2 separate regions of the Homo sapiens genome follow, and region 1 is linked to region 2. The links are chromatin contacts, found by Hi-C or POLR2A ChIA-PET in ENCODE. All regions are on one chromosome and are shown on one strand. The core of a region is the stretch at or near the end of the contact, and the rest is flanking DNA. Distances in the headings are between cores, read along the strand shown. Region 1 overlaps COLGALT1 (collagen beta(1-O)galactosyltransferase 1). Region 2 holds the start of SLC27A1 (solute carrier family 27 member 1).

The links. Hi-C counts contacts between places; a loop is a spot of excess contacts on that map. ChIA-PET counts read pairs that join two places held with the same protein, here RNA polymerase II (POLR2A). Pooled maps may share reads with other maps.
Region 1: a loop to region 2 is called in a map of breast epithelium, with 2.9 times the contacts of the local background. The contact joins the enhancer-like site here to the promoter of SLC27A1 in region 2. A Hi-C loop is called at or near these places in 1 of 168 maps with a recorded cell type or tissue (breast epithelium), 1 of 37 single-sample maps with no recorded cell type and 8 of 50 pooled maps. POLR2A ChIA-PET finds 5 or more read pairs at or near these places in 8 of 52 experiments (A549, BJ, CD4-positive, alpha-beta T cell and 4 more).

What each region holds. Positions count from the first base shown.
Region 1 is chr19:17,576,713-17,581,646 of GRCh38, reverse strand. It overlaps COLGALT1 (collagen beta(1-O)galactosyltransferase 1), which reads right to left. Exons shown (of 12, transcript NM_024656.4): 7 at 4,376-4,452; 8 at 4,180-4,286; 9 at 3,558-3,690; 10 at 2,038-2,165; 11 at 742-948; 12 at 1-470. The coding sequence ends at 203. Among named protein-coding and RNA genes, the nearest start is that of COLGALT1, 24 kb to the right of the region's middle. RefSeq lists enhancers at 1,413-1,707, 1,542-1,751. Within about 2 kb of position 1,791, at least 4 of the 41 ENCODE cell types and tissues checked have a DNase peak (open chromatin) inside an H3K27ac peak, as active enhancers do.
Region 2 is chr19:17,469,231-17,473,681 of GRCh38, reverse strand. It overlaps SLC27A1 (solute carrier family 27 member 1), which reads right to left and starts at 3,158. Exons shown (of 12, transcript NM_198580.3): 1 at 2,975-3,158. The coding sequence starts at 3,141. RefSeq lists enhancers at 2,041-2,542, 3,964-4,093 and a silencer at 3,084-3,213.

The sequences.
Region 1 (4,934 bases), core at 542-3,041, 110 kb before region 2:
AAGCCCTGTTGCTGGCATGCAGTAGGCACTCCATTAATGCTGCCTGTGTGCACGTGATTGCTTAGCAAGAGCTGGCTGGACACCACCCCACACGAGAGCCCTCTGTGGCCTGCCAAGGGGTCCAGAGGTGGACCTGATGTCCTCAGTAAGCACGTGGAGCCTGGGCCACCGATGGCTGCTTTGGCTTTCTGGCTGCTACCCCTCAGAGTTCATCCCGGGCAGCACTGTCCAGTGGGGACTGGAGCACGTCCGAGTTCTTGGCCTCACGGCTCAGTGCCTGCTGCTCCCGCATCTTCTGGGACTTGGCGCGGTCCCAGTCGGTCTTGACGTGCTCATTGTTCCATACGACTGAGGTCTCGGTGTCACTCACATAGCCATCGTCTCCTGTGTAGTGTGTGGGGTAGATGAGCAGCGGCTCCACAGAGAAGGCATGCAGGTTGCGGAGGGAGAAGTGGGCCTTGTACTCGGACCTGGGGGGAGGAGGAGGGGAGTGAGGGGCAGCAATGGCTTCAGGGGACGGGACAGCTGGAGGAAAAATTGGGGGTGAAGAAGTCAGCGGGGACAGATTAAAACGTAAGTGTGCAGGGGATACAAATGGAGACAGATCTGCGAGGGGGCAAACGGAGGGAGAAGTAGGCAAAAGAAGAGACATCTTCTCGGAGGCCGTGAGTCTCACATCCCCATTCTCCCAGGACAGACCCACCGTGAAACCCCAGCCCAGCAGCCGCCTGCCCCTCTCACACTGGGTGTTTGTCGAACATGACGGGCAGGAACTCGTCCACAGGCAGCATCTTGGAGAGCGGCTCAGCAGCCAGCAGTTTGCGGGCGCCTTGCAGGGAGATCACGTAGGCCAGGGTCCAGTAGGAATAGTCGGCCTCCACCAGGTTCCTCACGCGAGGCACAGCCTTCTCGGGGTGCTCCACCTGCATCCGCTTCCGGCCCACATAGCTGGGGTGCAAGATCGGGCCTGTCACTCTCCTCCCGCCCTCCGGAGGGAGCTTGCCCAGAAAGCCAGGGATCTAGTTACCCCGTCAGGTCCTGGGATGGGAGCAGGCTCAGCATGTTTGCAGAGCTCTGTGACTGGATGGAGTGAATGCAGGAGCCCAGGGGTCTGGCGGTCATGGGGGAGAAGAGTGAGTTTTTCCAAAGGGCGTGAGGGAGCCATGGAGGATCTGGAGCTGGGGAGAGCAGGATCACGCAGACGTTCTCTGAGGCTGAAGCTGCTCTGAGTTCAGAGGACAGTGGGGGTGGAGGTGGGCGAGGTGCCCTGATGGGGGGGCAGTCAGGAATGGAGGGGTGCAGTTACTATTCACATGGGGCAGTGTTCCCAGAATGCAGATTAGGGCACTGCACATGGAAGGGAAAAAAGAGATGGAGGAAGGGAGAGGACAAACCAGCCCACTTACAGAAGAGAAGGACGGCTCCAGTGCTGGAAACATGTTGGTGGCACTCCCATCCAGGGGCTTGTCTAAGACCAGGCGCCCTGGCCACGCCCCCACACTCTTCGGCCACACCTCCAGCTCTGACCACACCCCCATGCTCTTCAGCCACGCCCACAGGCTGCCCGGTCAAATTTTAGCCACATCCACCTCCACAGGCCTCAGTCAAGTCTCTAAGCCTTGACCAAGCCTGCAGGCTTCCGGCCAGGTCCCTTGAGTTCTGGGTGATCCTTCCAACGCCCTTCCCTATAGGCTACAGCCCTGACAGTGCCTTCAGGCCCAGGAACCACGTGAGCCCTCCTGCTACGCTTCCAAGGGTTGGCCACGCCTGCCACCCTGACCACACCCAGACATACAGGCTCTAGGCTCAGCTGCAGCGCTGTGGCCACGCCCGTAGGATTCAGCTCCACTCCGCCTCCCAGCCCCACCTCTAAGCCCTGGCCATGTACCTAGGCTCCAGTTCCACCCCACCTTCAAGCCCCGCCTCTAAGCCATGACCCATCCCCAGGTCCCAGCTCCACCCTGCCCCCACCCCCACCTCTAAGTCCTGGCCTTGCCCCAGGCCCCAGCTTCACCCCATCCTCAGACCCCCACTCACATGAGGTCCCAGTCCAGGCCCTCCCGCTCCACATCCCGCATGAGGTTCATCAGACGTCTCTTGAAGAAGATCTCAAAACGCAGGTCATCCTCAAACACAAGCGATTTCTGCAGCCCCCGGTCCACCACCTGAGGGAGGAAGCCCCGCCACATCACAGGGAGGCCAAGGCCAGGCCTGACCCTAAAGCACAGAGCTTTGCTTTGAGAAGGTTTGAAAGACCCGTAGAGAAGCCAGTGCATCTCCCTGCCTCTCCTAGCTCCAGGGACATCTGGACATCCAAACCTCTGCCCTCTGCCGTCCATAATGGATCTCAGAAGAGAAAGGCCTCCCAGCCCCTCAAATGCCCACGCCTCATGCACCTCCCGCCTTGCAGCCGCACACCCCCATTTGGCTTCACATTCGATAACAAGTTTTTCTTTTCTTTTTCTTTTTTTTTTTTTTTGAGACGGAGTCTCGCCCTGTCGCCCAGGCTGGAGTGCAGTGGAACGATCTCAACTGCAACCTCCGCCTCCCAGGTTCAAGTAATTCTGCCTCAGCCTCCTGAGCAGCTGGGATTACAGGCATGTGCCACTACGCCCGGATTTTATTTTTCTTTTTTTGAGATGGAGTGTCACTCTTGTCGCCCAGGCTGGAGTGCAATGGCATGATTTCAGCCCACTGCAACCTCTGCCTCCTGGGTTCAAGTGATTCTCCTGCCTCAGTCTCCCAAGTAGAGGGATTACAGGTGCCCACCACCACACCCAGATAATTTTTGTATTTTTAGTAGAGTCTAGGTTTCACCATGTTGGCCAGGCTGGTCTTGAACTCCTGACCTAAGGTGATCCGCCTGCCTCGGCCTCCCAAAGTGCTGAGATTACAGGCATGAGCCACCACGCCCAGCCATTTTTCTTTTTTCTGAGACACGGTTTTGCTCTGCTGTCCAGTCTGCAGTGCAGTGGCACGATCTTGGCTGACTGCAGCCTTAACTCCTGGGCTCAAGCCACTCTCCCACTTTAGCCTCCCAAATAGTTGGGACCACAGGTGTGCGCCACCATGCCCGGCCCTGATGGCCCAAGTTCGAAGCCTAGTCAGACACCCTCCTCCAATCACAGCCTCTCCCTCTGAGGGTGGATGAGGATGCCTGGGCTGGTGAGTGCCCCCAGCAGCACTGGGCAGGTGCTGGTTTAAAGTGGCTCTGTGGCCATGACTTCTAGTACTAAACATCAAGCACAGAGACCAGGCTGGGAGTAATGAGGATTTGTTTACAGGTCCCAGGCCCCAGACACCACCTGCTGCTCAAAAGGGCTCACCCCTACCCCCAGGCTCAGTTTCCACATTTGCGCAATGGAAGGATGGCAGGTACACCTGGGGGTGATACAGCTGGTGTGGCGCATCATTCACTAAAGAGAGGCCATGGGTCCCATGGCTGAGGCTGGATGCCTAGCCGGGGCTTTGGGGAACTCTTTCAACCCCTTTCCCGTCCAAATCTCCGATGAGATCTAGAGTCATAACTCTGGCCCCGCCCATCACTCAGGACACACCTCCTTCCAGATGTTGTAGTGGCTCAGGAAGCAGCCCAGCTCACCCTTGGTGAGGGGCCGGCCGTGGTAGGGGTCCCGGTAGCCAGGCAGCATCTGGATCCCCAGCGCCTCCACCTGGCTGGTGTTCATGGCTCTGGAGAGGAGGAGGAGAGGGTCACGAAGAAGGTTCACCCTGCCTGCCATTCTGCCATCCCCGGCCATTCCACCACCCCCTGCGGCGTTGAGCAGCTGGTCCACCTCTTGTAGCACTGGCACCCCTTCCGGGCACATGGGGCCTCACTCACCTGCACATGGTATACACTCGCGGGCAAACCTGCTCTCCTCCTCTCCTGGGGTCTGACTGACTTACCCCTCCACAGTCCCCACCAGTCTACACTGGCAGCATGCAAACCTACCCATTCCCCTGGGTCAGGACTCACTTGCCTTCCATGGTCTACAACTGTGAGGATCTGCCCCTTCCCCAGGGTCCCATTCACTTCCCCTTCAGGACGCCCACTGACGAGGTCTACATCTGTTTGGACACCACGCCCGCCCCCATCTGAATCACTTGCCGTCTACCAGCGAGGTCTACACCCACATCCACGTGCGGACCCGCCCCCCCACCCCCAGGCCTCGGACTCACTTGCCGTCCACGGCCTCCACCAGCCGGCACTCGATCTCCTGTGCCTGCAGCGCCCGCAGCATGCGCTCCCGCCGGTCCTGCCGCCGCCTCAGGTTGATCATGAAGACCTGCAGCCCGGAGAGTCCCCAGCCAGATCAGCCCCTGCAAACAAGGGCCCTCCAGCCCCCGCCCCGCCTCCAGGGAAGGCCCAGCTCACCTCGTCGAAGCCCATCTTGTCCGGTGTCTTGGTGGGAGCCGAGATGAAGCGGGAGGGCTCTGCGGGCGGGTGCTTCACTGTGGGGCACAGACGTTGAGGAGTCGCTGGGGTAAGGAGCCTCCAGCCTCTCTCCAACACGCTTTCCCCACCCACTCCATGGCTCCCAGTCAGACTGGCTCGGCCCACAAAGTCGACCTGGCTCCGCCCACATCAGCGCTGCCCTCTAGGAGCCCCTCCCATGTCATTTGAACCCTGCACAGCAGCCCAAAGCCCTGGCCACACCCCAGGCCCCAGCTTCACCCCGCCCCCAGTCCTGCCTCTCAGCCCTGGCCACACCCCAGGCCCCAGCTTCACCGCGCCCAAGGCCCCGCTACTCAACCCTGGACTCGCCCCAGGTCCCAGCCTCACCCTGCCCTTAGCCCCGCCTCTAAGCCCTGGCCACACCCCAGGCTACAGCTTCAACCTGCCCCCCAGCCGCACCACTCAGCCCTGGCCACGCCCCAGGCCCCAGCTTCACCCCACAGCCTCCCCCAGCCTTGCCTCTAAGCCCTGGCCATGC
Region 2 (4,451 bases), core at 1,909-4,408:
CCACGTTGGCCAGGCTGGTCTCAAACTCCTGACCTCAGGTGATCCACCCGCTTCGGCCTCCCAAAGTGCTGGGATTACAGGTGTGAGCCACCGCGCCCAGCCGAGTTAATTTTTTATTAATGTAGCAACAAGGTGATCAGAAAATAAGGACCAACCAGAGGCCAAAATGTCATTGTAGCCCCAGGAGGGGGACAGCTTAGGTGTCAGACAAGCAGGTTTGAGTCTGATAAGACCTCAAAGCATGCCCATTCAACATAAAGGTGAATTGGAAATCAAAATAAGATCTTTCCTTAACATACACACACCAGGAGCTAAAAGGAAATTTGGTATCTCAGACCTTGCTGTTAGGAGGAAGGGGTGAAATCTCGATCGATGACTCATAACCTCACATGAGTTTGCAACTCCAACTGCACCATCTGGCTGTCTGAAAGTCAAGTAGACAATATGGTTCAAAGCAGTTCACGCTGGGCGCGGTAATCCCAGCACTTTGGGAGGCTGAAATTGGGTGATCGCTGGAGGCCAGGAGTTCGAGACTAGCCTGGGCAACGTGGCAGAACCACGTCTCTACAAAAAATAAAAAAATTAGCCAGGTGTGGTGGTGTGCACCTGTCATCCCAGCCACTTGGGAGGCTGAGGTAGGAGGATCGCTTAAAGCCAGGAGTTCCAGACCAGACTGGGCAATATAGCGAGACCTCATCTCTATAAAAAACATTCTATTAACTATCCAGGAGCGGAGGCAGGCGTTTGTAGTCCCAGCTAGTCAGGAGGCTGAGGTGGGAGGATTGCTTGAGCCCAGGAGATGGAGGCTGGTCCACCCTGGGCAACAGAGAAGACACCCTGTCTCAAAAAAAAGGGAGCCAGGCATGGTGGCTCATGCCTGTAATCCCAGCACTTTAGGAGGCCAAGGCAGGCGGACTACGTGATGTCAGGAGTTTGAGACCAGCCTGGTTAATACGGTGAAACCCCATCTCTACTAAAATTACAAAAATTAGCTGGGCATGGTGGCACGTGCCTGTAGTCCCAGCTACTTGGGAGGCTGACGCAGGAGAATCACTTGAACCTGGGAGGCAGAGGTTGCAGTGAGCCAAGATCGCACCACTGCACTCCAGCCTGGGCGACGGAGTGAGACTCTGCCTCAAACAAACAAACAAATGAGCAATAGACAAAAGGTAAGTGCAGCTAGGCGACAAAAGGGAAGTAAGCGGAGGCTGGGACATGGTCAGGGACCTCGTGCGCAATGCTCAGGAGTATGGCCTCAATTCTAATTCTATTTTTTTTTTTTTTTTTGAGACGGAGTCTCACTCTGTCGCCCAAGCTGGACTGCAGTGGCATGATCTCCGCTCACTGCAAGCTCCGCCTCCGGGGTTCACACCATTCTCCTGCCTCAGCCTCCCGAGTAGCTGGGACTACAGGCGTCCACCACCACGCCTGGCTAATTTTTTTGTATTTTTATTAGAAACGGGGTTTCACCGTGTTAGCCAGGATGGTTTTGATCTCCTGACCTCGTGATCTGCCTGCCTCGGCCTCCCAAAGTGCTGGGATTACAGGCGTGAGCCACCGCTCCCGGCCAGTATGGCGTCAATTCTAAGGGCAACAAGGAGCTATGGGAGGGTGCTGAGCAGGAAAATTCAGCAAAGGTTCCCAGAGGGAGAGCCTGCCCTGGCTAAAAGGGGTCCAGTATGTTCTGGGCAGCTTGAGCTTGACACTGCAAGTCTTTCTGAAGACCAGGTGAACATATGGATGGGGGGAGTGGCAGGTGGGCAGGGAACAGATGGTAGGACCTTGAGTGCCCAGCTAGGGGCTGAGTCTTCCTTCTGCCAAGGATGGGCTGGCCATGGAAGGTGTCTGAGCAGAGGGCACAGTCAGATTTCCACATCAGAACAACCAAGGAGCCGGGGGCAGGGGGCCATGGCATGCAGAAGGGGTGAGTTTTAGAAAGTTCAGAACCAGTCAACTTACGGTGGGATCTTTCCCATCTCCACACCCTCTGTGCCCTCCTTACAATGGGTTCAGTCCCTCTTGCTACTCCATCTTACAAGGAGCTGTGAAGGTGTTGAGCCCTGCCCCGCTAGCCGGCGCTCACCTGCTCCCACGTGGTGCTGTTCCTGAGGTCTGCTCTGATAGAAGCCCCCAGCAATGCCTGTTTCATCCCAGAAGGACCCCCAACGGCTCGTTTGAGCAAGTCCCTCAGAGACACCGCAAAAACCCTCCAAGGATCCTTGCACAGGACACCAGAATCTGCCCCCCTAGCATGAATCCAGTGTCCCAGTCTCCAGAAGAGACCCCCCAAACAAGTCCTGGAATACACAGCAGCCTCCCGACACACTCCGAACAACTCCCAAACCCAAAGTCCCACACAGACCCCAAAATCTCAAACAGTGCCCCAGCTGTAAACGATCCCGAGGAAACTCACACCTTCAGAAACCCGGGAAGTCCTTTATAGAGCAGCTCGCTCATCCCTCAGAGAAAGCCCTAGATAGACCCAAAGTGTCTTGGCAACCCCCCAGAGACTATCTATTGGGTCGTCCCTGTGAGCCCCGGTGACCTACTGGAGAGCCCCCTGAAGTCTCTCACAGTTATCACGGCTCCAAAAAGACCCCCACACCGCCACGGATTTCCAGTCAGCCCCAGCTCCCTGGAATTTCCACCAGTTGCCCAAAGACCCCCAAATTGCCCCCCAAATCCCCTGAGATCATCTCCTAAGCAGCCTGCAACGCCCGAAGCACCTTAGAGGCTACTCATCTTCCTCGAGAAATCCTTAAAGTGTCCCCTGTAGCCCCCTCAGAGACCCCCAACTGGTCACCCTCTCAGGCCCCGCCCCCGCCCAGCCCTCGGCCCAGCCCCGCCCCCAACCTACAAAGCACCCTCAGCTCTCCGGACCCTCCAAGCCGTCCCCGCAACCCAGCCCTGCACCGTGCGCCCCCAGAGCCCTCAGCCCCGCCCCCAGCCCTGGACGGATCCCGGCAACACTCACAAGAGGTCTCGCCTCGCGGTCTTGCAGACGATGCGCAGGAAGCGCCAGCCGCCGCTGCCCACGTACACGCCGAGCGCCGCTGCCGCGCTCCAGGTCCACGGCAGCCCCAGCAGCCACAACAGCGCCAGCGAGACCACCGAGGCCGCGCCCGCACCCGGAGCCCGCATCCTGGGGAAGCAGAGAGAGCTGAGGCCGCGGGCCGCTCCAGCCCCGCCCCACGACCCGCTCCGCCCCACGACCGCCCCCGCCTCTACAGCGAGCCGCGCCCCCAGGCCTCGGCTCTGCGCCCCCCGCGAGTCCGGGAACGCGCTCCGAGTCAGACTCCGCCCCCAGGCCTGGGATTGGTCAACTCCTCAGGCCAGGCATCGCCCCTTTCCAGGCTTTTACACCCGCCCGCTAACTAGGAACCAGACCAGGGCCCCAGGCCTGGGATTGGCCAGGTCCTGGCCAGGCTCCGCCCCCGGACCCTGGGTCCGCTCTATTCCATATTTTTGAGCCCATCCTTCCCTGCCAATCTTACAACAGTCCCCGCCCCCAGAGCCAGCATGTCCACCTTGTCGGTCACTGTCAGGCCTCGCCACATGCCTTCATCTAGCCTCTATCCTCGATCCCCGAATTACCCTTCACGTCCTGTCCCCTTTCCTCCTGGTCCTGCCTCTACCCCGTGGCCTTTTCACCACTCACTGGGCCCCGCCCTTAGGTTATGCTTCTAGCCCAGCCCACAGGTACAAGCCCTCTCCCCGAGTCCCGCCCCTCTCAGCCAGGCCCCACCCCCTAGGTTAGACATATGCCTCCCCACCCCCCCGCAATAAGCACACGCCCCACCCTCCCGAAACTAGAGCCCTCCCCAATCCGTTCAAGCCCCACCCCAGTTCCGGGCCTAGCCCAAGTTCCCAGGCTCAGGTTCTATCCTGGCCACGGGCCCCGCCCTCAGGCTTTGGCTCGGTCGCCACCTCCTGGGTTTCACTCCGGCCCCCCTAGGACCTAGGCCCCGCCCCTCTTCCCTCCTGTCTACTTCGAAGCCCCTCAGCCCGCAGAGCCGAGGCCGGCCGTCTTCCAGAAGCCACGACCATAGAGAGGCAACCGGACCGGAGAGGCGACGGCCAAAGAGACATGGGTGCTAGAACGGCCCGCCAGGGTCGTCCGCTGTCTCCATGACAACCAAGCCTTGCCCCACCCCCTCTCCTTTTAGGAAACACACGTGTCCTGCAGCCTTGGGGCGTGGCTCGCAAGATATCAGGACCCGAGCCCTAGTTGGCGTGCAGGATCTCTACCCCGGGGGACCAAAAATATCCCAGTCCACACCCACGGCCCGCGCGGGCTGTATTCTTGCTCCAGCTTGTCCTAAATCCAAGCCCCAAAGCCTCTTTCGGTCTTAAAAACACGTTCCAGGGCCCGGGGGAGTGCTCAACTCACACCATTGGGGCCTCAGAAGTCTCTAACTGTAAACACCGCCGCGGTCTTAACACGTGTGATT